Linked DNA regions of Homo sapiens: all the other regions are linked to region 1. Evidence: chromatin contacts called from ENCODE Hi-C or POLR2A ChIA-PET data. All regions are on one chromosome and are shown on one strand. The core of a region is the stretch at or near the end of the contact, and the rest is flanking DNA. Distances in the headings are between cores, read along the strand shown. Region 1 overlaps LINC01170 (long intergenic non-protein coding RNA 1170). Region 2 holds the start of ZNF608 (zinc finger protein 608). Region 3 overlaps ZNF608 (zinc finger protein 608). Region 4 has its middle 45 kb from the start of ZNF608. Region 5 has its middle 150 kb from the start of ZNF608.

Region 1 (5,257 bases), core at 89-2,588:
TGACAGTGATGAGTTTTACTTGACTATGTCTTTAGAAACAACTCTGGGCTTGTTCTGTAACCCTAACAGAGGCAGCTGGAATTTACAAACCCACTGTGAAATGTGATGGGCTCAGTGTGTTTCTTCTCCAGCAGTGTCTTACTTCTCTTAGTGAAATTTCTGTCCCAATCTTGTGAATAGAAAAGCGAGGCTGGGGGTTTGGGGATGGAGTGGGAGGAAGGAAAATCTACATCATAGAGAAGGTTTACATATAGAAAAACACAGCATAGTGGGGTAGATCTCAAAGTCTATTGCAGTTTTCTGAAGGGCAGAAGGTGGGTTTTTTGTTGTTGTCTATCATTTTCCTTAGAATTACCAAGGGTAAATTAAGTGCTGCTCTAGAAGCCCTGTCATGGCCAACAACTCGGCAATGGACTGTTGAGGTCTTGAGGTTTCTGCAGAGGTATTTTCAGTTGGTGGGGCTCCAGCACTTTCTTGTTCCGCAGTTCTAAGCCTATTTGCATGAAGCATTCTTCAGGTTAACTGCTCAACTCTCACCTTCATGAATCTGGCATATGAGCAATTATCTCTCTCCAAGGACCGGCATTTGTTGGTCTGATTTTCTCGTTCATAGAGTGATGAGATTTCTGCTTGACGTCCTAGTGCCCCTGAGCCTGGCAGGACATGAGTGGTACTCCTGGGCAACCACAGCACTGTTCCAGATAAGAGCAGTTCTCACTCTGAGGACCCTCAAGTCTTCCATGAACTCAGGTCCTTAAAGACACAAGAACAAATACCTAAACGGGAACTGCGCCGAGACGTGTGTATGTGTGTACATGTGGGTACCTTATGTGGAAGCACACACATGTACATGTGCGCAGGAGCTGAAGGGAGCATGATAATTCCCTACGATGCCATGAATAAGAGAACAGCTGTTTATCTCAGATATTAAAAGAATGTCAATTGGGTTGAGTTTTCTTTTGGCACAAGAATAAGGAATGCTTAAGTTTCCCACTTGCATTTAATTTATTTTTAGGTTTATTCACCACCATTTGTCAGGTTTCTTGAGCGTGACCTGAAACTGACCTTTAGATAAACGTGAAGGCAAACAGAGCCCTGAAACTCTATCTGTATGTTCTTTTGTCTTGGGAACTGTAAATCGGGGCATTAGGTGAATAACACAGCTTGGCTTTGTGTCATGAAAAGTAATTCGGGCTGTGGTAAGGGCAGGATTTATGAAGCTGTCTGGCTAGACTTGGGCAAAATGCCAGCTTACACCTGCCTTGCAGATATGGATGTGTGCAGTTGTCACCTTGCTGAAGCAGCCAAATTCCTTTCACTGGATAGAGGCATTGCTCTGCCACCAAAGCTGGGAGCGGGTAGGGAGGCACTGGTGGGGGCACCTGCTGTGGAGGAGCGAAACAGTCTTTAGGAAACAGACAGCATAGACTTCCCTTTTTGAACTTCCCTTTTCTAACTCCCAGGCAAAACTCTCTTTAAAAAAAAATGTAATTACTATTTCCAAAACATTGTAAGTAATCTTGTGGGGTTGGCAAGAAAATGAAAGTAAATCAATTTGCAAAGCTTTACAGCTTTTTTTTTTTTTTTTTAATGAGAGATTGTGTCATAGCTAAGGTGGCTATATAATTTATCATCCAAACAGGGACACTTTTCAAAGTGAAAAAGGGAGGGCTGTAATTAATTCAGCCAGGACAACAGGCATAAATTGGGGCTGTCTGAGGCAAACCAGGATGGACGAGGACCCTAGTCATGAAAATTTACACTGCCACACAATGAACCCACCAAAGGACTGTTGTGTTACAAGGATGCTTCTCTAAGAAGTGACAGAAATTACACTGTCTCGTTGATGGTGCTGGACTCCCTCCACAAAGCAGATGGCCAAATTGTCATGATGCCAAATCACACTGCAGAATTTCTGTAGTAAAATCGTCATGCGCCCTTTTTCTCAGTGCCTTCCCCATCTCAGAAAAGTGCAAAAGCTCAGCAAATCCTTGCTTTTCCTGAGAATGGCCATCAGATAATATACAAAGCCTGGTCAGCATCTGATTAATTAGGATAAAGGCACAAGGGAGAATGTACAGTGTATGGGGAATAGCACTGATCTTTTTTATCTCAATGCTAATGAACTTTGACATGAACTTCCCCTTCTCCAGCAAAGTCATTTCTTAGAGTTTTCAGCTTTCTCCCCACTTTCTCATACTTTATAGCTTCACTGGTGTATTCATTTCATATGGATGCCATAACAAATAATAAAAAAATTTGGTGTCTAAAAACGAGAAATTATTTTCTCATAACACTGGGAGCCAGAAGTCTGAAATCAAGACGTCAGCAGGACTATGCTCCCTCCAAAGACTTTAGGGGAGAATTCTTCCTTACCTCTCCCAATTTGTGGTGGCTCCTGGTGTTCTTTGGCTTGTGGCAACATAACTGCAAACTCTGCCCCTCTTTCCACATGGCCTTCTTCTTGGGTCTCTGTGTCCTTTCCTCTTTTATAAGGATACCTGTCATTGAACTTTGTGCCCACCTTATATCTGGGATAATTTCGTCTTGAGATTTTTAAATAACTACATCTGCAAAGATCTTATTTCCAAATAACATTCTGAGATTCTGGTTTGACACAGATTTGGGGGGGAACATTGTTCAACTCACTACAATTAGTAAATGACAAACAAATAAATTTCTAAAAAGTAGTCCTTAAACTCCTGGCGACCCCTAGCCCCCATCCAGGTAATTGACTGCATGTGTTGTGAAACCCAGTGCCTCTACATTGCTTCTCTTGCTGTGCGGTTCACATGACAGTCCAGAGGAGGAGGCTACCCACAGAGAATGTATAACTTGAACTCAGCCTTAATAGAAGCTTAATAGAAGTTTGGATAAATTGTGAGAAGGGAGAGGGCATTTGAGTTGAAATTTTAAATCTCTCTTTTAAGCGTCAGCCATAGTGATAACCAAAATGTCTCTTCCTTCTGTAAGAGCCTAAAATTCAACTCAAGCAGGCTTATGCAAAAATGGGCTAATGTATCAGCGATAGTAACGGAAAAGTCCAAGTCTAGGCCCAAGAATCACTGGATGTTGCTCCTGTAAGAGTGCTTTCAGAAATACACTAGTCTCTTCTTGACTTGGGCTTCCTCTGTTTTGACATAATTCCTTGAGAAATGGTCCCAAGCAGCTCCATACTAACAGGCTCTCACATTAGTAAATCCAACAGAAATTTCATGTTTCTTTCCCAGCAGTTCCAGAAAAAGTGGATGTTAAATGGCTGTGATGGTCACACGTTCTCTCCTGAGTAATCATTCTGTCAGGGGCTACTGTACTCCTCCTTCCAGGTCTGAGTCACCTGCCCTACTTAGAGCCATGGGGTGGAGTCAGCCATACCCAAATCATGTGGACTAAGCATGAGAAGAGTGAGGGAGGATTCACTTATTCTAGGAAAGCCATTGTGATGTTAGAGGGGAAGGAGAAATAAATGTAGGCAAACAAAAATAACGGCTGTCCACTCCCCTCACTCTGACAACTTTTACAACCACTTCAGACACTATCGGGAGAATTTCTATTCAGCTGTAAGAGCTGTGTCTGTCCCCAGATAATCCACAAAAATACAAAATGTCTGCTTTGGCACCACAGGTACCACAGATATGTTTTATTTACGCATGGTACCTTAGACCCTATTTTCAGGCAACTAGATGGAAGGTATATCAATCTGCTAGTACTGCCATAAAAAAAATCACAGACTGGGTGGCTTCAACAACAGAAATTTATTTCCTCACAGTTCTGGAGCTACAAGTCCAAGACCATTGTGCTGGCCAGCTCAGTTTCTGGTGAGGGCTCCCTTCCTGACTGGTAGGGGCCTGTCTTCTCCCTGTGTCCTCGCATGGCCTTTCCTTTGTGCTCCTGCAGAGAGAGAGAAAGAGAGAGAAAGTTCTCTTGTGTTTCTTTCTCTTATAAGGACACCAGTCACATTGGATTAAGGTTCTACCATTTTTTTTTAACCTCATTTAATCTTGATTACCTCCTTAAAGGCCACATCCCCAAATACAGTCACATTGGGGGTTGGGGATTCAACATATTGATTTTGAGGAAACACAGTTTAGTCCATAACAAACAGGAAAACATTTTTATTCCACTTACCTCTTACTTAATGTTTTCCAAAGACTTGAAGCAATACATTTTGACACTGATTAACTCTGCCATGTGGTGCCACTTCAAATATTTTTTCAAGTGCAAGATGTAAAATATTTTCCAGTTTCCAATCCATGATATCTCAGAGGTCACATCATGATCCCAAGCACAGCCAGAATCCTATCAGTCTTCCCCTATCAATTAACCCTACAATTGTTTCCATTTAATTGCCAGGTGTTTTTTCTCAGATTAGCAGGCCAACAACTAGACTGCTGCCTCCCAAAAATATTTTCAGACATGAATGACACACGTACACACAAATATTCTATGGCATGCAACATGATGAGATCCTAAGCATATACTGATGTTATAGCCAAGCCTGATTTATGGATGTAATCTCTAAGTATTATGGTGCTTGATTATTTGAATTTCTTTCCACTTAAGCTGACATCAATATATAGAAAAAAGACCATCTGAAAACATGTGATACCTATTAAGTGAAACACGAAACATGACTCTTAAAAGCAAATTGGTTACTAATTCCTGGAGCTGAGTTTATTTAAATCCCATTTAAACCAAGTACCTGTTCTAAGGAAACATTTAGAAATCAAAATCCAGAAAACAAAAGGAAAATTCAGCTCTGGCTCTAGGTTGCCTGATAAAATATTCTGACCCGATGCTGTGCCAAGTTCGCCCAGAATTTATAATACAATCCTTGTTTGAGTTTCTCAGGTACTCCAGATTGGAAATGCACCGAGTCACTATTCCCTCTGTGTTTGCCAATTTGACTTCAAAGTCACACATTAGAATTCATTAGCCAGTTATTGAACTACCCCCTTGTTCCTAGTGTGCAATTTAAAAAGAATTTACAAGTTAAAAAATAGTATAAAGACTACCTCTAAAATGTTTTCATTTTGGAAAAAAAAATCGTGTCTACTTAACACATTAGTTGCTTTTGACAAGCTTTAGTTTTAGATGACTTGGGTAGAATTCAGTGTGTCATTCTTGGCATCATGTTCTCACTGGAACCTTGACAATATTAACATCTCCATCTTTGAGAAGACTAAAACTGGAGTTACCGCAAATCTTGGATTCAATGCTTTTTAGTATTTACACTCAAAAGTATCCTTTTTTCACA
Region 2 (5,191 bases), core at 1,664-4,163, 690 kb after region 1:
GGTGCATGAGCAGGTTTTCTATTAAAAGCACACGGCAACCTGCTGACTAGTGAGGAACCGATCTACAGGGCAAAAGGTACTTAGAACACTCAGGCCCTCCCACCTGGGAACCCAAACACTAGCATCACAAGCAGCAGCAGCAGCAGCAGCAGCAGCAAGGACAGCAGAAGCAAGAGCCAAACACTGCACCCAAGTAGGCTCCCCCATATCAAATTTTAATATAAAGGATGCATATCATAGAAATCTCACAAAGAACCAGAAAGCATAAAGTGTAAGGCACACAGAGGCACACCCCCACACACCCACACAAATGCACACAGAGGAGAGTAGGACATCTAGGAAGGCGACTTTATCCTACCTTCTCAGTTTTCAGTTTCTTGATTCGCCTGTGGCTCTCCTCCTCCTCCTCTTCCTTCTTTACCAACATAGAGTTTCCCATGAGCCCTGAATCCGGGGCACTTTTGCTAACTTCCCCTGCAGCGGCGACGCTGCCACTCCCAGTGCCCCCGCAGTGGAAGGGGCTCGCGCCACCTCCATTGCTCTTGGCCCCAAAGCCATAGAGGTGCCCCCCGGAAGGGGCCTGGCTGCCACTGCCATTCTGGTGGCCCTGAAGCAGGTCGTGCTTGTCCTTCCTGGATTTCCCCGCATCCTTATCCCGCTTGGCGCCTCGGCTGCTCTGGCTTTTACCTGGCTTCTCCTCTTTGCTTTTCCCACAGGAGCCTGCCCCCGCGGTGGCGGCAGAGGTGCTGGTGCTGGTACTATTGCTGTTTGGGTTGCCGCTGCCGCCGCTGCTCACACTTTGACCCAGCGCTGAATTCATGCCAGTTGCCTCTCCAGGGCGCCCTTGGACTTCCTGCCTCTTGCCAGTGCTGCTGATCTCGGGAATCCCATACAAGGCAGCAGAAGGCAGAGATTTATTAGCATCCTTAGAAGTTTTACTCCTTTTCACTTTTGATTTGCTGGTCTCTTTGTGTGAATTCCCCTGGGGAGCAGAGGCCTGAACAGAAGCAAATTTTAGGCCATCAGCTAAGGCTGCGGTAGCACCAGCCCCACTGGAGGCCGGACCTCCACAATCCTTGGAGTTGCTGCTACTAGTGGTGGTGGTGGAATTATTCATCTCAAATTTCTGTCTGTCCTTCTCCAAATCAGCGTCCAAATCAATTATTAAATTTCCAACCCCGATTTCCCAATCATCGCCACTGTCATAAGTATCAACTGTATTTGGATCCACACCTTTTCCTGCAGTAGAAATGTTCACTGACATCCTGAAGATGAGCTCTCTAGAATAAAAATCCGATGAACTTTTCTTTGGAGATGAGGGGACATTCGTTTATCTCCGCTGGGCTTTCTCTCAAAGAAAAAAAAAATCTTCTAATCTTCCTCTTCTTTTTCCTGCCCCACGAATGTGTCCAGGGATTTTACACCCTCAGTCCAGGTCCACCTTTTCCTGTGAAGGGGGGGGGAAAAGTCGAATATTTCTTGTCTGGGTGTTACCAGAATAAAAAACGATTAGTATTGGGGAATCAGTAAAGGGGACAGGGAAGGATGGAGAGTAAGGTGGCTCATGTATTGTCCTCACAGTCCAATATCAGGTTTAAAGGAAAATAACCAAACCCGAAAAATAAACCTATGACAGTAAGCATCTTACGGTAGCTAAAAAGAAAATCCCTTTATCAACAACACAAGGATAATCACCTTTTTAAAAGCATTAAATTATCTTAAGGATCTGATTCAAGTCCAGAAAGGTTTTTGTGTTCTTTTTTAAAGTTTAGGATTTCAGTCTGGCACATGTGATATCTCAACCCCAGAAACACAGCCTGAACACTCAGACAAGAAGGAAGAACACAGCTTTAAACATCCCTAAACATGTCCTAGATCTTGCAATTTAGAAGACCAGACCCTGGAAGTTCTGAGGCTAGTTTTCAGAATAGAATGTTGCTAAATTTTCCTTATTTCTAATTTAGGTTTCAGTACTTCTTTTTACAAATTGTCTGGGCAATCTGTTTTTTGTTCCTAGTAAGGAACAGAAAAAACAACCAATAACTGCCCCCAACACACACACATACCTCCCTCCTATCCTCTTTTCCCAAACAGCTTCTACAATTTCTTTTTTGAAATATGCATGTCTTTTAAGAGCATTTCTCTCTAGAAAAGACAGTGTTATATAAAAAGTTAAATACCTGCCTTTTGAGAAAAAAATACATTTAAACAATTCTACCATATTCCTAGGTCAGAGAATTGCTCACTCTCTTAAATACGGTGCTACTGACTGTACAGAAAACTGATTAAGACATACACTTTAAGTGATCTGCGCCAAGGTGGCCTCAATGACCGCAAATGAGTGTGTTTGACAAAGAGCAGTTAAAACGGTTTTTAAAGGGATCAGCCCCTTTTTAACAGTTGATTGTCAAGAAAAAAATAAATAAATATACATACACACACACATACACACACACAGACATTGCTTACCTTTTAATCCTTTATCATTTTTTAATTAGGCCAGCAAATCAAAATGCCTTTCCCACTCCACTCGGCAAACAAGCCTGTGCCTCATTTTACTTAAACACCAAATGATCAAGAAGGAAGAAACCAAATAACACATCTCAGCCAGAATAATCACTCGATAACATTATTCCACCTCCCCACCCCCCTTTTGGCAAACGAATCAGTCCTTTTCTCCTTAAAAAAAATGTGTCACTGTACAGCTGGAAAATAATGTTTCACATTCACAACAGAAGCACCAAAGGTTTTTTTTTCCTCTTAACAAGCATCGAGAATAATAGTTTTTTAAAAAACAGAGAGTTTAGAGAAAAAAGTTTTCCCAACTTCTCATTCCGCCTTCAGTTCCAGACTTCAGAGTCACCGTGATCAGTAATGATCCCATGTAGCAAACCTACAGGCGTCCGCTAGTAACGAGACAGAATGTGCTAACATCGGGATAAATTAGTGAAAGGGAAGAAAGAATAAGAAGAAAGGACTGAAAATCTGGGCTGGATTCCGCCTGTTAGTCGGGAAGTGGCATTTTTCCGCCCGTCCTGACAGATTTGATTTCTTGAACTAACTTAAGAGAAAAGGAGGGGGGGAGTAGAGGGAGGAGGAGGAGAAGAAAGGGTGGGATGAGAAACTGGGCAAGAGGAGAAAAAGAAAGGTGTGGAGGAGGAGACAGCAGATGATTCAGTGAGCTGATAAACCAGTTATAACAGCATTCGCTCGGGGCGGGGGGCGGGGGGCTTGGGGCGGTGGGGTGGGGAAAATAACGGCGTTTAAAATGGGCTCAGTCTTCGAAACCTAAAGGATGTGATGTTTTCCTGTCTTATGTTGTTTTAAGAAAAAGGAACTGAGTTCCTAGTATAGCTCCCGAGGGGAGTGGAATCCTCTGTCGCTCAGGTCAGCCAGTCATGTGGTAATTCGATAATTAGAGTCAAAATAAGGTTTTTGTTTTCTTTTTTTTTTTTTTTAAGGCGACCCTTTTCGGGAGTTTTTCCCTCTTATACTCGCAGCAAACGGTGTGTCTCCCTTTTATTTATTTTTTCTCTCCTCTCCCTTCGCCCAGCCCCTCCTGTGTTTAGTCAGATGGCCCCGGAGCTTGGCTTAGTATTTTTAATTAGCTGGCGTTTGGAAGCTAAAAGCAGTAATGAATTGTTGATGGATTGGAAGTGGAGAGTCGCTTTGCTGGAAATGTCGGGGCTGGGAGAGGGGGATGGGCGAGTTAGTAACAACCAACCATCTAAAAGGAGCGATTTTGTTACAGTGCAAGCCTTTCACATCACGTGAGGATCAAGGGCTCAATTGGTTGTCGTGAGAACAAAAATGGTGACAAGCGTATCAAGAAAATACTGATCTGGTCTTTAAAAAAAAAAAAGCTGAAAGTCTCTCCCCTCCCCCTGCACACACTCCCCCAACCTCCTCCCCCCGCCCCCCCGCAGTGGGCGAAGCTACAAGTTATGAATGTGAAACATTTCTCGGAGATCTAGGATCTCCGAAGTTCGGAAGGAGCGAAATGTAATGAGCACAAGAGCAAAGCAGATGTTTTAAAGAAACACTTTATAAACCTTTCCTCAACTTATCTCCAATTTGTCGGCTTTCCCAAGGGGCCAGGGACGGGGACGCCTGGGGGAGGGAGAAGGGTATCTCCGAGCTACTTGGATTTTAGGGACCCCCACTTCATGTATTAAACAAAGAAAAACCTTTTGCTTGCTCCCCAGCCTGGTCCTGTAATAAATACACCATTGTTACTATTTGTGGGTTTGTTTGGGTTGGGTGGGGCTTTTATTTTTTCTCTTAATGGTATTTTTGTTGCTTGCTTTTTTAAGGAGATGGCGAATGGTAATTATAACCATTACATGTAATGAGTGACTATTCCCTTGTTTAATATTAAATTATCGGGCACTGGGATCTGACAGGAGACAGAAATCGGCTTGTTCTGCCCTTGCCCCCATTTTCCTGGATCGCTTTGGGAGGGGGGTCTGCCCAGCTAGGACAGAAGAGGGAGGGAGTAAGGTGAGCTAGAGAATTGACACTGCAGACCAGGATATGCAACTGTGTCACTTTTATTCTCCTTTGGGTTAGAGCCCAAAAGCTAATTTCCTCTAAGTTACCCCGAGTGCCCAGTCAAGCTTAATTTGTGTGAAGTTACAAATGCTTCACCCTCCACTGAATAAAATTCACCCTTCTTGGGTTGTTGTTCTAAATGCAAAAGCCAAACCCTGTAACTAGTTCCTCATTTCTATGCATAAAACTCGCACATTCCCCTGCATGAAGTCCCCGCTAAGTGCTATATAGAGACACACCACGCAACCGTACTTACGGTCTGTATTGGATCGAGTTGACCTTTTCCTTCTAACTGCATTGAATGTGTTTGGTTGCAGCCGCTTTATTTTGGAAATTATAATCTCTTCAACAAATTTATTATTAAAGAAGATGGACCATCAAATGTCACAGACCGTCCTGTGTATTTTTTATAAAAGCAAAAATTAAAATTTAAAAAAAGCAAAACAAAAATCCCCCTGGTGCACACACACAACAAGCTTGTTCTGCAACACTAAATCAGGACTGAAACACAACACACACACAGGGGGAGTGGAGCAAAAGAAGCTCTCAGCCTCTATACCTGAAAGGGACTTTTCTTTGTTCCCAGTGCCCTTTCGCATCGGGCCAATCAGAGAGCAGCTTTTATGAAACTGGGCTCTCT
Region 3 (5,847 bases), core at 2,828-5,327, 580 kb after region 1:
ACAGTTTTTGTGGTACTGGCAACCCCATGCCTTCCAAAAGTACTTTTTCCACAATACACAAGTACAAACAGTGACTACAGGAACATTTTACACTGGTGCGTCTTTAACAGGAGCCACCAAATAGACATCTAAATTGTACCAAAGTGTCATCATCACAGTTAGCCTTTCTGAGGGGCTTATGGGAAATATGTGAAGGATATGCAAGGTTCAGGCACACTGATACATAACATTATTTATTTACAATTTTAAAGGAAAAGGAAAAGAAAGTAAGTAGCCTTTTGTGGCTAACACTTTTTAACATGACAAATACATTTTTAATTTCCTTTACTGAGTGGTTTGCGACGTGGCAGCAGACCCTGTGTGTGCGAGCCTGGTTACTGATACAAAAAGTAAAGAATATATTTATATTTATATATATATATATGTATATATACAGATATGTATACGTATATATATATAAAACAGAAGTTTAATTACAGCAACATTTGTTACTCTGTGATAAAATCTGTAATTTACAAAAATGAAATGACTGGTTTTTGCCTGCCATTAAGGCATTTCAAATTAACACCATGGAACTGATGTCTGTATAAAGCGCTTCCCCATGTGATCCAGTCACATGACAATGTACATGTCCAATCTTGTTATTCTCTGCAAAAGAAAAGCAAACCTTAGCACACGGTTCTATCAACATTTTGTTTGTTTGTTTTTTGAGTCGGAGTTTTGCTCTTGTTGCCCAGGCTAGAGTGCCATGGCTCAATCTCGGCTCACCGCAACCTCTGCCTCCTGGGTTCAAGTGATTCTCCTGCCTCAGCCTCCCGAGTAGCTGGGATTATAGGCATGTGCCACCATGCCTGGCTAATTTTATGTTTTTAGTAGAGAGGGGGTTTCTCCATGTTGGTCAGACTGGTCTCAAGCTCCTGACCTCAGGTGATCTGCCCACCTCGGCCTCCCAAAGTGCTGGGATTACAGGCATAAGCCACCACACCCGGCCAACAGTTTTTTTTTTTTTTAGTTTTGAGACAGAGTCTCACTCCATCACCTAGGCTGGAATGCAATGGTGCAATCTCAGCTTACTGCAACCTCCACCTCCTGGGTTCCAGCAATTCTCATGCCTCAGCCTCCCTAGTAGCTGGAATTACAGACGCACACCACCACGCCCAGCTAATTTTTGTATTTTTATTAGAGATGGGGTTTCACCATGTTGGCCAGGCTAGTCTGGAACTCCCGACCTCAGGTGATCCACCTGCATGAGCCTCCCAAAGTGGTGGGACTACAGGCATGGGCCATCATGCCCAGCCTCTATCAACATTTGGCACTGTAAACCAGAAAACCATAAGACCGATAGTCTTATTTTAATTCCATTCAAATGTGGAATTCAATTCCAGAGAAAGTGAATAAACATAAAGTAATGATATACATTGTGAAAAATATTAATTTTATAATATTAATAATTTAATTCCTTTAAATCATTTTCCTTCATAAAACTTAGGGAATAATTTAAAATATCAAAGAACAAACATTACCTTTAGCATTATGAAAATAAATGTCTCCATTTGCGACTTTATCTTTAAACATAATAAAACAAAGGGAGTCATGGTGAATTATTTTAGAAATGCCGTAAGGATAACCCAAGAAAATTTCAACTGTCTAAAAAACTAATCAGTTAATTACTAATCTATGTAACCCTTACAGAATGAGGTTCATGGAATTTAAGTTGCATGTGAAGCAACTTATATTGGCATAATAAACACATTCATTACAATGATATAAAACCCAAGGAGTTAAGTTTTTGGTCTAAAAATCCTGTACTTGCTTCCTCCCAACCATTAAGATATTTCTATCTACAACTAATTAAAAATGTAGAGGATATTTACCTTCTTTGTCCAGGAAACATTCCAGATGCAGATGCCTGGGCAGCCACCTGCTGAGAGGCAACAAGGGCAGCAGAGGTCAAGCCTAATGGGGAAAAAATGTAGAGTGTCTGTGATCTTTAGAAGGATAAGAGTAGATACAGGCCCAGTGGAGAAGGGCCGCAGACCTAGTAGCAGCATGGTGTCCTCTCCTAAACACACACATGAACTGTTTCATGCAGCAAGGACACAGTACAAACCATTTGGTCTATCTGCTATCTATCCTTTCTTGAATACTCTGCAGTTTTCTTAATAGCTATTCGAAGGAGATACAGCATTCCATCTCTCCGGCTCTGCATGGTGCTAAATGGTTTGCATGCATTCCCTGAATAGGAAGCTCAGGAGAAATAACAGATACCAGGTAACAACAGGAATCAAAAGTCACAGTGAATTACAGAAGCGGCATGCTATTTGCCTAGAATACAATACTTTCATAATAATTGTTATCACTTTAACATTTTCCCCAGTGACTGAACACAATGCATCCCATAAGATACACAGAATCAGTAAATCAAACTTAGAAATGCTCTTAACTTTCACCCTGCAAGACAAAGGTAGCAGTCAGAGACTGTAATAGCTCCAAATGGCATGATGTTGCCTAACAGAGAATTCTTTTAAATTCTATAGAAGACAGTCCTGGGGAAAAATAGAGTAAACAAATGCAAACCTAGGGAAGATTACTGTCTCCTTCTAGGTCTTTTATTTGGATATATTTTCTTTTCCCAGAGGTAACTTAAGACAGTACAATAACAATAATATTATCTTAAAAGAGACAATTGTTTTCTTCTCATATATACTTTATTTATATATAGATATAATGTGTTAGACTAGAAATAAAACCTCTTTCTCTTCCAAGTTCTTATTACACTCAATACAAATTGTTTAAGAAATAGGAAAGCTCTCTTTTAACACTACTAGATGACATCAACTAAAAAGACCTGAATAAATAAAAATGACCCCTTCACATTTGTATATCACTTCCCAGTTTTGGAAACACCTTCAAACATATTATCTTACTTTCTATTCACACAGTAGCATAAGAGGCAACTTGGCAAGTGCAATAGACTAAATTATGTCTCCTCAAAATATGTTGAAGCTCTAATCCACAATGTGATTAGATTTGGAGATGGGGCTTATAAGGAGGTAATTAAGGTTAAATCAGGTCATATGGGTGGGACCCTAATAGGGCATGATTAGTGTCCTTATAAGAAAGCACACGAGGGCTCCCCCCTGCCCCTTCCCCACCCACCAGCTCATGCACAAAGAAGAGGTCATATGAGCGCACAGCAAGACAGCAGCTGCACACAAGCCAGGAAGAGAGGCCTGAGCAGACGCTGGCTGTACTGGCACCCTGATCTTGAACTTCCAGCCTCCAGAACTGTGAGAAAATAAATTCCTGTTGTTTAAAGCCATGCAATCTGTGGTATTCTAGCAAGTTGTAAAGATGGTGCCACCACCCACCTACTATGAGATGACAAAGATGGGACAAATAATACATGCTCAACTAATGAACTACAAGGTGAAGATTCCCTCATATCAATCCTATGGCTTAAAACATGTTTCTCTTTCTCAATTCTCCCATTTAGTGAAGTCGCAGCAGTGAAGGGCTGTGAAGAACCCTCGAATGAGGTTATAAAAGTGTTAAACCTGATCACATTACTCCCATGATTTCCATGGGAAAAGAGCAACTTAAAAGGCATGCAGAAATCAGAACAAGTAATTTCACCAAAGCTTCCCACCATCCCTCCCTTTTTCTACAATTTTCCTGAAGTAGATATCTGATCTTCTGATTGTTATATTCAGTGCCCCAGACACTGGCCACCGCCCTCAGTCTGTGAGATAACAGTAAGCTGCCGATAACATCAACTGGTGACAATTATTAAGTGGTAGCCATTTCATGTCTCAATAGAATACAAAGATGTGGGAATAGCCTTAGCTGTGTCACTAGAAAATAAGTGTTAAAAACCCTCCTGAGAGCTAATGTGAACTCAAAGCTCAATATTTTTAAGATGTGAAATGCAATTTTAGCAACTGTTTTCCAAAGCAGAATGGACAAAGACACAGTAATGATAGAGCTGCTGACCTTGAAAAGGGTCATATTGACCCGGGATTAGCGGGTAACCCATGCCAACGTGGGTGTGGTGGTGCGTGTGCAGGTGCCGCTGGCCGAAGGGGGAGTGGCGATCCCTTTCCCTTTCTGCCTCCCGTTCCCGCTCAGCTGTAGCCTTTTCCACAGGCTGCAACAGAAAAGAGAAATTTTCCCCCTTCATGCTCTGAAAATCAACTTTTAAGAGTACTAAACCACCTTTGTCCCTTCGACAATATTGTGTTAATGATTAAAAAGTAAATATAAAGATACAATTCTTTAGTAACTAAAGAGAATTTCAAAAAACATGCATTAGTTTCAGTTGGAATTAAGCCAACACAAAAGAACTACTCCACCCAAAGTAAACCAAGTGACACCAATGTTTTCCTGAAATGACGGAAATAAGAGGATTTCTCTCTATATTCATTCATAATTGCAGGTTAAGAATTTACCCAATTGCTTCCCATAAACAACTTTTACAAAATAAGTAGTTTTGGAGATATCTTTAAGGTCAAGTTTTCTAATTACACTTGTATTTTGTGGAGAGAACATATCTCACAGTTTTAAACGTGTCTGTATACATTTTGTTCTACTGAAAAAACATGCTCTAAAGTTATATGCCAATATAAAGCACAAGAAATCACTGTCCTACACCCACATTTTGAATCTCTCAATTTTTGAACTCTCAAAGAGAAGGCCCCATCCTCCCAAACCATAGTTTGGGGTAAGGATGGTTCATTTCCTATGACTTTCTACCTTTACAGCCTAACCACCCTTTAACTAAAGTTATACTTCTCACTTAAAAGAAATCCTTGTACTAAGAAGGAGGACTCAGAAAAAGATTCAGAAATCCCCTTTTCTGGTTTCTCTATAGAGTTTCTGGTAGACTCACACACATTGCAGATACTATTATTTTAATTTACTTTAAACTCTTTCCTAGCCAAGCACCATCCTATTTTTGTTTAGTCTCTCTTCACAACAGTCTCTAGGACTAGAGCAGTCACCTTTTTTGGGGAAGAGCCATCTTTCACAGACATTGTATTACTTCAGCAGAGTTAAAGGGACATGACAAAGAGTCAAGGCCAGAAAACAGCAGACACAGCTCTCACTCCTAAGCCACATGACTTACTCTTGCAAATGAGCCTCACACTGTACAAGGCTCAAATTTGTGCCTTATTACATGTCACGGGCACTCAGCTTTGCTCGTGATGAACCCCCAACCATGAACACTGATGATGTGAATATGAAGGGTCAATACAAGTAGCAGAAACCTCAAATCTCTCCAGAAGTCAAGTTAACAACAAAGATAAGTGATGCAGATTAGGGAGCTTCTATTTATATCCATGCACATTGATGGGGAGCAGCACATCTGCCTAGATGGGGCTACTAGTTCCCATCAGTTACTGCCATGTCATTTTGAACCAGATTTTCTATTGTCTTTTTTTTTTTTTTTTTTTTTTTTGAGACAGAGCCTTGCTCTGTCGCCCACGCTAGAGTGCAGTGGCACAATCTCTGCTCACTGCAACCTCTGCCTCTCGGGCTCAAGCAAATCTCCTGCCTCAGCCTTCTGAGTAACTTGGATTACAGGTGCCCACTACCACTAGGCTACTTTTTGTATTTTTAGTAGAGACGGAGTTTCACCATATTGGCCAGGCTGGTCTCGAATTCCTGACCTCAGGTGATCTGCCCGCCTCGGCCTCCCAAAGTGCTGGGATTACAGGCAGTGGCTCACTCCCGGCCCAGATTTTCTATTGTCTTAAGAGAAAGAGGTGATCTGAACTTGCATGTAAAATGTCTGATTTTTAAAAGGTATCCTGCAAGAAAACATTTTTTGAAAAGCTTGATTTGCCC
Region 4 (5,729 bases), core at 815-3,314, 730 kb after region 1:
AATGGTTTCTTGCTACTGGATGATTAACAGTTCTTAATTTTCAGTATTAACAAAGATGAGGCAAAGCACGGATGAATATGATTTCAGTCTTCTGCTCTATTAGAAGATCATACTTTCGTACTTCACATTTGTTATATTTAGGTTTAAGTGAAAATTCAGTCATTGCAATTCAAATCTCCATCAGCAGAGACTAAGCTGTTAACCTGGGCCTTCTCTCCACACTCAACTGGGGAAAGACAACACTGACTCAGATGGTTCTTGCGTCAGTAGTAGTTAGACTGTAAACACTAACTTTGTGTGTATTTTTACGATTTAATTTCCTCTTTTTATGGGAGCATAAAATGTATTTTTAAAAATAAGCAAATCTTTAATGAAAGTGTAGGATGGTTGACATGGGAAGTGTATAAATCTGTCACCTACAATATAAGCACATATTTAAATATGCATATTATGAACATTTAAAGCTGCAATGGTTCAAAATAATGTTAGCCTCTTATGTGAAACATTACTCTATAAATATGAGCCCACTAGCATCTTAAATACAGATTGCATTATATATAAGCAACCAATATAAAATATTTTCAATCTAATATTTATTCTCAAATTTTGTCTTTAAGAAATTATTATTCTATGTCTCAAGTTTACTTTGTAAATAGAAAAAAAAAACATAAAAATTCCTCAAGCCTCTAATGTTTTTCTTAATGTAAAAACTATCACAAAAAAATGGGAAATAGTTTTTCTCCCATAAAATATTCCCTGGACTCTCTCTCCTTCTTTTTCTACTTTTTTGCCTGTAATAGTCTTATCTTCCTCTATGACTTAAACAATCAAGAATAAGTTGATGACCCCCAAATCAATGTATCCAGCCCTGTTGTCACTCATGAGTGCCATAACATCCTAACAGAAATCACCATTCCCATGACCTTCCATGCCTTGGTCCATGGCATTATCATCTGCTTATTTGACACAACCAAATCCCTTGGCATCTTCTTAGATTCCTTTTGCTCCACCGTCCACCCTCTGGCTCCCTTCCGGAACTCTATTGACTAGTTCTGTCATATCTGGCTCCACAGTGTTTCTCTCCACTCTATGGGTTTAAGCTGTTATCACGGCTTTTCTGGATGACTTGTACTCTCTTCCACTTTGGAGACAGTGATTCTAGTTTCTTACCAACTAATCTGCCATCCAACCTGCCTTTGCCCCAAATAATCATTTTCCAATACAATCTGATTATTCTAACTTTTCTGCTTCAAATTCTTCACAGTTTTCTCATTCCTTTTAGAATAAAGTACATGTTCAAAGACTTTTGCAATCTGGCTCCAAGATACTGTACAATCTCATCTTCTACCACGCCTTCCAACTCTCCTACACAGTCTTGCTTTCTGCCCCAGCCCCAACAGATTACTCATCAGTCTATGAACACTCACTAAGGCTTTATGTTGTTTCCTATGTCTAGATTGCTTTTCTCATCTTTCTCCCTGTCTGAAGTTAACTTCGGTGTTTTCTGATTTCCCATCACAATCAGCCATTCTCCCTTCTGTACTCACACCAAATCATGTTCCCAGTGCACATGGTATTAGTGGTATTAGTGCTCCTGGTTGGGTTATGCACTTATTGGAGGAGGCAGAGAGAGGGAGGGCTATGTCTCATTCATCTTGGCATGGACAGCTCCTAGCAGGTGCCTGGTGTTTAGTATGTACTAAAAGATGTTTGGTGAATGAGTCTTTATTTTGAATGCTCAGAAAGACCTTAAATTTGACTTATAAGCTTTCAGAAATAGGAAAAAGGCCTACAGATTCATAGCAGTTGTATGACTACATGTGGTAAAAGCGAGCAAGTTATATCCAAGACAGACTGCAGCAAGGTAAACCCATTTAGCTACAGTCCCTTCTCTGTCTTTTAAGACATGTCTAATTTGAGATCCCTTTCACGTGCTCCCCTTCCAAGGTTTAATGTATGTGATTAATCTTGACTTGCCTTAATACTGCTAGGAATGTGGCAATGACCTCAGCTGAACACTGGCAAAGTGATTAATGTTACATGAACTGGATAAGGTGGTTTTTTTTTTCCCCCTCTGCTCTAGCTCCTGAATAAACACATTCATGCAAGATTCGGTTGCAGACCTTTGCTCGATGGAAAATGTACCATGATTTCAAAGAGTAATGTTTCAGATGCAATAAACAACGTTAAAGGAAACACGGTCCTTGTTAAAGAAAATGCTGTTTCAGGCTAAAGTCCCAGTGATCATAAAAGATATATGATGCAATAAACAAAATGAACCATAGGCAGACAGGTCCATTCGATGACTAACCACTGATTGAATTTTCCAACACATTTAGACTTTCTAAGAGATAAACTATTCACAAAAGGTTCGTGTTAAATATAAGGCTGTCATTTCCTTTTTATGTTTCTAGAGGGGTCTGAGAACAGTAGAGGATATTCCTTCTTTTTTTCTTTTTTTTTTTCTATTGGTTGTTTGTGGTTTTGAATTTTTTATGATGTGAGAAGACTGGCAAACAGTTGCTATGATTGTCAAATGCCTTAAATCAAGAAGAGAGAATGCAATAAAACACAGTTTCCATGGTAACACATTGTAACCTAGTACCTCTGGATTATGAGCCAGCTCACATCTATGATCATTACTTGTTGACAGGCATAAATTGAGCCTAAAAGCATTAATTTTAGAGATAAAACTAGAATGTGTAGCTTAGTTTTAATAATGTTTAAATATTTCCAAGGTAGTGGCAGCAAATCAACTCTGGTTGTGTTATTATTTAAATAATGTTAATAAACTAACCACAAATACTTTTTGAAAATGTACAAGCTTTTCTCTAAAAATGGTGTAACATCTGTGTATGCAGTTGGTCCTCCACATTCCTGGGTTCCACATCCATGGATTTAATCAACCTCGGGTTGAAAATGTTGGGGAAAAAAAGACCCACAAAATTGCCAAAAGCAAAAGTTGAATTTGCCACCCGCCGAGCATTGTGTTGAATTCACGTGAATGTGGTGATGTGTAGGCATTGTATTAAGTATTATAAGTGATCTAGAGATAACTTAAAGTATATGAGAGAATGTGTGTAAGTTATATGCAAATACTAGGTTATTCTGTGCAAGGGACAGAGCATGTGCAGATTTTGGTACAATTCCACATAGATACTGAGGGACAACTGTATAGTCTTGAGGCTGCAAGTGGTAGCTGACGTGTTTTTGATGGAGTTTAAATAATCTGAAATCAACAATGATATGGAATGATAGCCAGACATTTTAAGGAAGGAATGTTGTTCAATATGGACAAATTCCTAAACATCTTGATAGTAGAGTAACTCCTAGAACTCTTGTAGGACATTCACACACAATAATTTTTAGTAGACATAAGTTCCTTTTCCTCTTTTTAAGGAGCCTGAGATAAAATGTGGATGATCACATGCTTTTTTTTTTTTTTTTTTTTGAGACGGAGTCTCCCTCTGTCACCCAGGCCAAGAGTGCAGTGGCGCCATCTTGGCTCACTTGCAAGCTCCGCCTCCTGGGTTCACGCCATTCTCCTGCCTCAGCCTCCCGGTAGCTGAGACTACAGGCGCCCGCCACTACGCCCGGCTAATTTTTTGTATTTTTAGTAGAGACGGGGTTTCGCCGTGTTAGCCAGGATGGTCTCGATCTCCTGACTTTGTGATCCGCGCACCTCGGCCTCCCAAAGTGCTGGGATTACAGGTGTGAGCTACCGCGCCCGGCCGATCACATGCTTTTTACACATTCACTTCCATGTCCTCATCAGAAGCACTCACACTACCGTCAAACATTTAAGGTTAAAACAAAGATTACGTTATGTGTAGCAGTTACCCATTAACCAATATAGTTAACAAGACAATTTTTTTTCCAAGGCTGCTTGTGACACTTCTAAATATATCTTTATGACAATCAAGATAATCTTGGCCAGGTGCAGTAACTCATGCCTCTCATCCCAGCACTTTGGGAGGCCAAGGCAGGAGGACTGCTTGAGCCCAGGAGTTCAAGACAAGCTTGGGCAACATGACAAGACCTCATCTCTACAGAAAATAAAAAACAAACAAAAAATAGCCAGCTGTGGTGGTGCACACCTGTGGCCTCAGCTACTCAGAAGACTGAGGCAGGAGGATTGCTTGAGCCTGGGAGATTGAGGCTGCAATGAGCCGTGTTCACATCACTGCACTCCAGCCTATGTGACAGAGCAAGACATTGTCTCAAAAGAAGTAAAAAACAAAACAACAAAAAAAAGAGATAATCTGATATGATATGATATGATATGATTTAATATGATACAATAATAAGAATTGGTCCATTTTCTCAACATCTAGACTTTATGTAAGAGTTCACTTTTTTCCTCTGGCAACTTCTGAGCTCCCTTTCCTTACTAAAGCTTTTACAGTGAGTGTGGGATAAACAAGGAGAGACAGATTGCTCTTCCTCTAAGTGTGCCTTTCACTGCCCTGAGCCTCAGAAAAGCAGAGAGTGACCAGCACACCTCAGTTGCCTTTTCTGTACACTTGGGATTAGACCTATTTCATAAGGTTGTTTTAAGCACTTATTGAGACGGACACTTGTGGAGAACTTAGAACAGTACTTGGTGCATAGTAAGCCCTCCATGAAGGTTAGCCCCTGTAGGGGGTAATGCTTTGTCTAGCATTGCGCTTCCCACTCAGTTGTGCCTAGTAAATGTTTGTTAAATTGAATAAGCCTATTTGCCCAATTGGCTATTACAAGAGTGCTTATTGTAAAACTAATTTTGCAGGAATATGTAACATTTTCAGGAAATCTGATTACATTGCTTTTATTCACTTGCAACTTACCTGTCAGAGATTCACAAAACGCTTCAGTTATCAGAGCTCATGGAGTTGTGTAATAATTGTATCTTCTGGTATTGCTAAGTTTTAGAATCAAATCCTTGGGAATACTGCAGGGTATCTGAACCAATCTAACACAGACTAGTCTTTAACCTATTGACCTGAGAAGGATACCTATTTCAGAATCTGCCATACTTTCAAGCAATGACTCAGAAGCTTGCTAGCTACTTCTGTTTTGTTTTTTCGGTTCTTTGAATTTAGATTTTTTTTTTTTTTTTTTTTTTTTTTTTTTAGACAGAGTCTCACTCTGTGGCCAGGCTGGAGTGCAGTGGCGTGATCTCGGCTCACTGCAAGCCCTGCCTCCCAGGTTCAAGCAATTCTCCTGCCTCAGACTCCCGAGTAGCTGGGACTACAGGCATGCGCCACCACGCCCGGCTAAATTTTGTTGTTGTTGTTGTTGTTGTTTATTGAGATGGAGTCTCACTCTGTCATCAGGCTGGAGTGCAGTGGTGCAAGCTCGGCTCAATGCAACCTCCGCCTCCCGAGTTCAAGTGATTCTCCTGCCTCAGCCTCCTGAGTAGCTGGGACTACAGGTGTCCACCACCACGCTCAGCTAATTTTTTGTATTTTTAGTAGAGGCGAGGTTTCACCATGTTGGCTAAGATGGTCTCAGTCTCTTGACCTCGTGATCTACCCGCCTCGGCCTCCCAAAGTGCTGGGATTACAGGCATGAGGCCACCATGAAATTTTTGTATTTTTAATAGAGATGGGGTTTCACTGTGTTGGCCAGGATGATGGTCTTGATCTCTTGACCTCGTGATCTGCCTGCCTTAGTCCCCCAAAGTGCTGGAATTACAGGCATGAGCCACCACGCCTGGCCTTGAGTTTAGCTTTTTAAGGATAAAATTA
Region 5 (5,385 bases), core at 2,813-5,312, 850 kb after region 1:
ATATTATATATATTATATATATTTATATATGTAATATATTATATATATTTATATATATGTAATATATTATATATATTTATATATGTAATATATTATATATATTTATATATATGTAATATATTATATATATTATATATATTTATATATATGTAATATATTATATATATTATATATATTTATATATATGTAATATATTATATATATTATATATATTTATATATATGTAATATATTATATATATTATATATATTTATATATATGTAATATATTATATATATTATATATATTTATATATATGTAATATATTATATATATTATATATATTTATATATATGTAATATATTATATATATTATATATATTTATATATATGTAATATATTATATATATTATATATATTTATATATATGTAATATATTATATATTATATATATTTATATATATGTAATATATTATATATATTTATATATATGTAATATATTATATATATTATATATATTTATATATATGTAATATATATATTATATATATTTATATATATGTAATATATATATTATATATATTTATATATATGTAATATATATATTATATATATTTATATATATGTAATATATATATTATATATATTATATATATGTAATATATATTATATATATTTATATATATGTAATATATTATATATATTATATATATTATATATATGTAATATATATAATATATATTTATATATATGTAATATATATATTATATATATTTATGTATATATTTATATTCCTAAATCAAATAACACTTGTCCTTAATTTAACATTTGCAAAACCCCTTTTTTTCAAATAATGCCACATTCACAGGTTCCAGGACACATAACTTTAAATAAATAAAATTAAATAGTTTAAATAATTATATATATATTATATATTATATATAATTATATTTTTATATATTTATGTATGTATTATATATAATTATATATTATATTATATATAATTATATTTTATATATTTATATAATTATATTTTATATATATTTACATATATAAATTTTATATATATTTATATATATTATATATATAAAATTTTATATATTTCTATAGATAATATATTTTTATATATTTATATATAAATATATAATTTTTATATATTTATATATAAAATATATATTTTTTATATATAGGCAATACAAATCAAATGATTTTATATATGTGAAATCAATTCAATTTTATATAAAACCACTTATTGATTTAAATTATTGCTTTTTAAGTAAATTTTACTAAATTTATCTAAGAAATCCATATTCCTTTTATTAGATACTAAGATCATTGTAACCCCAGCTTCCTATTTTTTCCTTGCTACAATTTTCTTCTCATCTTCTCTAGTTTGTCCCAAGCTGAAGTTTTCAGGTAAATTTTCACTTCTCCCTATCCCTTTTTATTATTATTTTGTCTTTTTGTCTTATTCTTCTATGTTAATCATCCTTGTTCTTAATGTATCTCTGTTTTGATAGTAAGATGTCTCAAACAGCCCTGGCATGGTGGCTTACATCTGTAATCCCAGCATTTTGAAAGGCCAAAGCAGGCAGATCGCTTGAGCCCAGGAGTTTGGGACCATCCTGGACAATGTAGAGAAACTTTTTATCTACAAAATTACAAAAACTAGCGGGGCATGGTGGCACGTGTCTGTACTCCCAGCTACTCTGGAGGCTGAGGTAGGAGAATAGCTTGATCCCAGGAGGCAGAGGTTGCAGTAAACCATGATTGCACCACCACACTCCAGCCTGGGTGACATAGCAAGACTGTCTCAAAAATAGATAAATAAAAGATGTCTCAAATATATTAAATAGTGCAAAAATAAACAATACATATTTTTAGAAGTTGATACTTGCAGATATCCCTCATGCAACATATTACCAATCCACATTTTCACGTAGTTTTTTTCCTCTTCTGTGCACACAAAGATAATACTCTCAGTTGTGTGTATTTGTTTTCCAGGGCCACTGTAACAAATTAGCACCAACTGGGCAACTTAAAACAACAGAAATTTATCCTCACAGTTATGGAGGCTAGAAGAATAAAATTAAATAGTTGATAGAGTTCATTCCTTCTGGCGGCCTTGAAGGAGAATCCATCCCATGCCTCTCACCATGCTCCTCGTTTCTGGTGGCTGGGGCCATCTCTGGCATCCCTTGGCCCACCGGCACATCATACCAACCTCCGCCCTAGTCTTCACCTCAACATTTCCTTTGAGTGTGTGTCTTCTCTTCTCTTCTTTTTGAAGGGCACACATCATTTGATTTAGGATCCTGGATTATGGTGATTCCTAAATCAAATAACATTTGTCCTTAATTTAACATTTGCAAAACCCCTTTTTTTCAAATAATGCCACATTCACAGGTTCCAGGACACATAACTTTACATTCGTTTAAATGTATTTTTTATTGTGGTAAGAATACTTCACTCTTAACAGAGTTTTAAGTGCACAATATATTGTTAACTATGGGCATAATGTGCAACAGATCTCTAGAATTCATTCATTTTGTACAACTGAAACTTTATGCCCACTGAAAAGCTGCTTCCCATTTCCCCATCCCCTCCAGGGACATAACTTTTGGAGGGCACCTTTCAACCCACTACAGTACAGTTTAATCAATTTGTGTTGTTTGTCGTGGAATAATGATGATGGATTTTATTTGATTGTTGATACTCTTAAAATGAATGGCTTGGTTAGGACTGTGGTCATTGGCTGGGCAAATTTTGCTCTTTTTGGCATTAACTTACTTTCATGGAATCTATACCTTGGTTGTATTAATTGACTATCCCATGAGATGAGTACTTTGAGTAGATAGGCAAGTTCTCTAGGAAAAATATTACTCATACAGCCTAAGAATGTTAATTTTGGCTCTCCCTCACTGGCAAGGTAACAAGTCAACATCTTTACAGTAACCAGAGTGTGGGACCATTTATAAAGTACACAGATTCTCATAGTGGGAAGGTGAAATTACTTGTAGAGAAAAATACAAAAACATAATTTTTTCCACACACTCATTTGCATTTATAGCAAGGGAAGATTTTCCCCCATCCCTTACCCCCACCACACCACATCAACACACATACACAGACACACATACTTTGACTAAATATCCAAAGTGATTTTTAGCAACTTACAATGTATAGATTTAGTAAACAACAATTACAAACAATGAATTTATTTCCTTCATTTCTTTTTAGTACATTCCAGACTTTGTTTTTAATCTTTAATTATTGCTCCCTTAAGAAAAGTGATCCCACATTTCATTTACATATTGTGCCATTTCTCAGTAAATATAAGGGAATCTTGCCGTACAAGTCTATTGCTTTTCTTTTCATTGGTCTTTCTTAAACCAAGCAACATGAATTCTAATTATTTTATCCACTAAGAAATGAGAAATTTAAATCAATGCCTTTAAACATAGGACTACATGAGGCTTTTAGATCATTAGACGAAACTAAATGCAATACTTAAATAACTGAGTTTACAGATACTGCCAGAATTTTACTGCTACCATTTCTATTCGCTTTTGCTGTTTTTAAAAATAATAATACCAGGGTGTTTGGTGAAGTATAGATGACCCTTAGTGTACCTGAGTCAGTGTCAAATATCCAGTTTTCTCTGGAGCTTCTTGTGTGGTCACCTATAATTGCTATTCAAAGACCCACAGGACAAGCTTCCATGTCCAAAATGTACTCATTCTACAATTTGACCCTTCAAGGTGCTATAAAAACATAAATATATTTCTTTAGAGAAACTCTCTGCTGCAGCATGGTCCTTTGAAACCGTCCAATTTGCTCTGTGATTCCTGCTGAGATATGCATTACATCATGGTCTATTTTTAGCTTGTTACATTAATCAAAACCTATCCCACTTATTAAACAGCTTCCTGCAGCTCAGGCATTTGAAATGCAGAGTGCCAGCAAGCAGCTGCCAAACACCATGAAGGAAAGAGGTGGGCTAGGTTGGAGTAATGTACAAATTGAATTTCAAGTGACTGAGCAGCCTCTTTATCTCTTGGTGACACAACCAGGGGCTGTAGCGGTGTTCTTAAAGGAAATGAAACCCAGAGCCATGGTTCACTCATGGGGTGGTTACCATGGCCCTGCCCAGCAGTCTTTCCGGAACTGCTGATGAGTGTGACCTTTGCAAAAATGCACAAAGCCTTGATTTCTGCATGGTTAACCTTTACAAGCCAGAACCCCTCTGTGAAACCTACCCACACCAGAGGGAAGCTTCAGAATCAAAACAGACACATACACATTTTATGAAAGAGCAACTACAAATACACACATGCACACACATATTCTCAGAGGATGAAGACATTGAACGCATTTTCAATTATTCTCTCAACTGTGTTTTTTCAAGCATTTACATTTGTCTTCCTCTGGAGCAAGAAAGTGCCAGTACTCGGTGCAGTGTCAACCCTGTACTTAAACTCATTTGCTGCACTTCAGAATGGCCTTGATCGGAATTGGTAGTGGGAATGGAAATTACATATTTTCAGGATTTGCTAAGAGTCACCTAGACCATTTGCTCACAGTTAAATAATGACCCAGTGTGCATGGTGAGAAGGAGTGGATATTAAATTAATAGCCTCGATTTCCACCACTGATCAAACCAGGAAAACCATTTTGATTTGATAGTGTATCTCAAACGTGTTCTTTATTCCAAATGTATTGAATGTTCACTGTAAGGGTAGGAAGCTCAGAGCATTATGAAGGTGACTATAGCAATATTCTTTACCTGTTATAATGACAAATTAAACTTTTTTCCCATGGCTTCTTCCTGTTTTTAATAGCATTTTGTTTTCAAGCAAATCTAATTTTTCTCATTATTAATATATTGATTCACATAGCATTCATTATTTAAAAAGCTATTTACACAAGCTAACCTAGTCCTTTTTTAATATCTAGTTCTAGTAATATAGTAGTATATCTTTTATATACTACTCTCATATGATTTGCCTAGCAAGGCTGTGATGTAATTAGAACAGGTTGTTATTATTATTGATGAAAATACTAAAGTCCTAAGAGATTAAAGAGCATGTCAAAGGTCAACACAGCAAATCACTAGTAACCCTGGAAGGCTAACCTCTCTTTTCTGTAATTTCTCTGAATAATGAGGGATATGGCAATAGGGATATGGGGAAACCAGTGATTTCAAAAGACACTTTGATTCACCTTTATAGAGTCTCAATCTACAACTTTCTGTTTACCATACTCGCTTAAAAATCCTTGTCAAAGTGCAGGAAACCCCTGATCTGCAAATACCCAGCTTAGAAATGATCCAGCCATCCAGACATCAGCCTCCTTGCTGTCTTTTTACTGTCAACTGATCAACTGTGGGGAAATGATGTGGGCGGG

Evidence for each region. Hi-C counts contacts between places; a loop is a spot of excess contacts on that map. ChIA-PET counts read pairs that join two places held with the same protein, here RNA polymerase II (POLR2A). Pooled maps may share reads with other maps.
Region 2: a map of B cell shows a loop between it and region 1 (4-fold over the local background). The contact joins the promoter of ZNF608 here to the enhancer-like site in region 1. A Hi-C loop is called at or near these places in 4 of 168 maps with a recorded cell type or tissue (B cell, Calu3, chondrocyte and 1 more), 18 of 37 single-sample maps with no recorded cell type and 9 of 50 pooled maps. POLR2A ChIA-PET finds 5 or more read pairs at or near these places in 2 of 52 experiments (WTC11 and activated B cell).
Region 3: a map of GM12878 shows a loop between it and region 1 (2.7-fold over the local background). The contact joins two enhancer-like sites. A Hi-C loop is called at or near these places in 4 of 168 maps with a recorded cell type or tissue (B cell, Calu3, GM12878 and 1 more), 27 of 37 single-sample maps with no recorded cell type and 10 of 50 pooled maps. POLR2A ChIA-PET finds 5 or more read pairs at or near these places in 2 of 52 experiments (OCI-LY7 and PC-9).
Region 4: a loop to region 1 is called in a map with no recorded cell type, with 2.4 times the contacts of the local background. The contact joins two enhancer-like sites. A Hi-C loop is called at or near these places in 2 of 37 single-sample maps with no recorded cell type and 2 of 50 pooled maps.
Region 5: a map of B cell shows a loop between it and region 1 (2.8-fold over the local background). The contact joins two enhancer-like sites. A Hi-C loop is called at or near these places in 1 of 168 maps with a recorded cell type or tissue (B cell), 4 of 37 single-sample maps with no recorded cell type and 4 of 50 pooled maps. POLR2A ChIA-PET finds 5 or more read pairs at or near these places in 1 of 52 experiments (OCI-LY7).

What each region holds. Positions count from the first base shown.
Region 1 is chr5:124,056,058-124,061,314 of GRCh38, forward strand. LINC01170 (long intergenic non-protein coding RNA 1170) reads right to left here. Exons shown (of 6, transcript NR_125774.1): 6 at 3,737-3,891. Among named protein-coding and RNA genes, the nearest start is that of LINC01170, 380 kb to the right of the region's middle. RefSeq lists an enhancer at 655-844. Within about 2 kb of position 1,339, at least 10 of the 41 ENCODE cell types and tissues checked have a DNase peak (open chromatin) inside an H3K27ac peak, as active enhancers do; they include B cell and OCI-LY7, where a contact is called at or near this core.
Region 2 is chr5:124,743,726-124,748,916 of GRCh38, forward strand. ZNF608 (zinc finger protein 608) reads right to left here and starts at 2,914. Exons shown (of 10, transcript NM_020747.3): 1 at 2,470-2,914; 2 at 359-1,447. The coding sequence starts at 1,264. RefSeq lists enhancers at 206-285, 346-415, 3,155-4,153, 3,847-4,026, 4,154-5,152 and 2 more and a silencer at 5,032-5,191.
Region 3 is chr5:124,637,259-124,643,105 of GRCh38, forward strand. ZNF608 (zinc finger protein 608) reads right to left here. Exons shown (of 10, transcript NM_020747.3): 8 at 3,994-4,147; 9 at 1,875-1,956; 10 at 1-648. The coding sequence ends at 642. Among named protein-coding and RNA genes, the nearest start is that of ZNF608, 110 kb to the right of the region's middle. Within about 2 kb of position 4,078, at least 4 of the 41 ENCODE cell types and tissues checked have a DNase peak (open chromatin) inside an H3K27ac peak, as active enhancers do.
Region 4 is chr5:124,789,058-124,794,786 of GRCh38, forward strand. No RefSeq gene overlaps it. Among named protein-coding and RNA genes, the nearest start is that of ZNF608, 45 kb to the left of the region's middle. Within about 2 kb of position 2,065, at least 3 of the 41 ENCODE cell types and tissues checked have a DNase peak (open chromatin) inside an H3K27ac peak, as active enhancers do.
Region 5 is chr5:124,898,374-124,903,758 of GRCh38, forward strand. No RefSeq gene overlaps it. Among named protein-coding and RNA genes, the nearest start is that of ZNF608, 150 kb to the left of the region's middle. Within about 2 kb of position 4,063, at least 9 of the 41 ENCODE cell types and tissues checked have a DNase peak (open chromatin) inside an H3K27ac peak, as active enhancers do; they include B cell and OCI-LY7, where a contact is called at or near this core.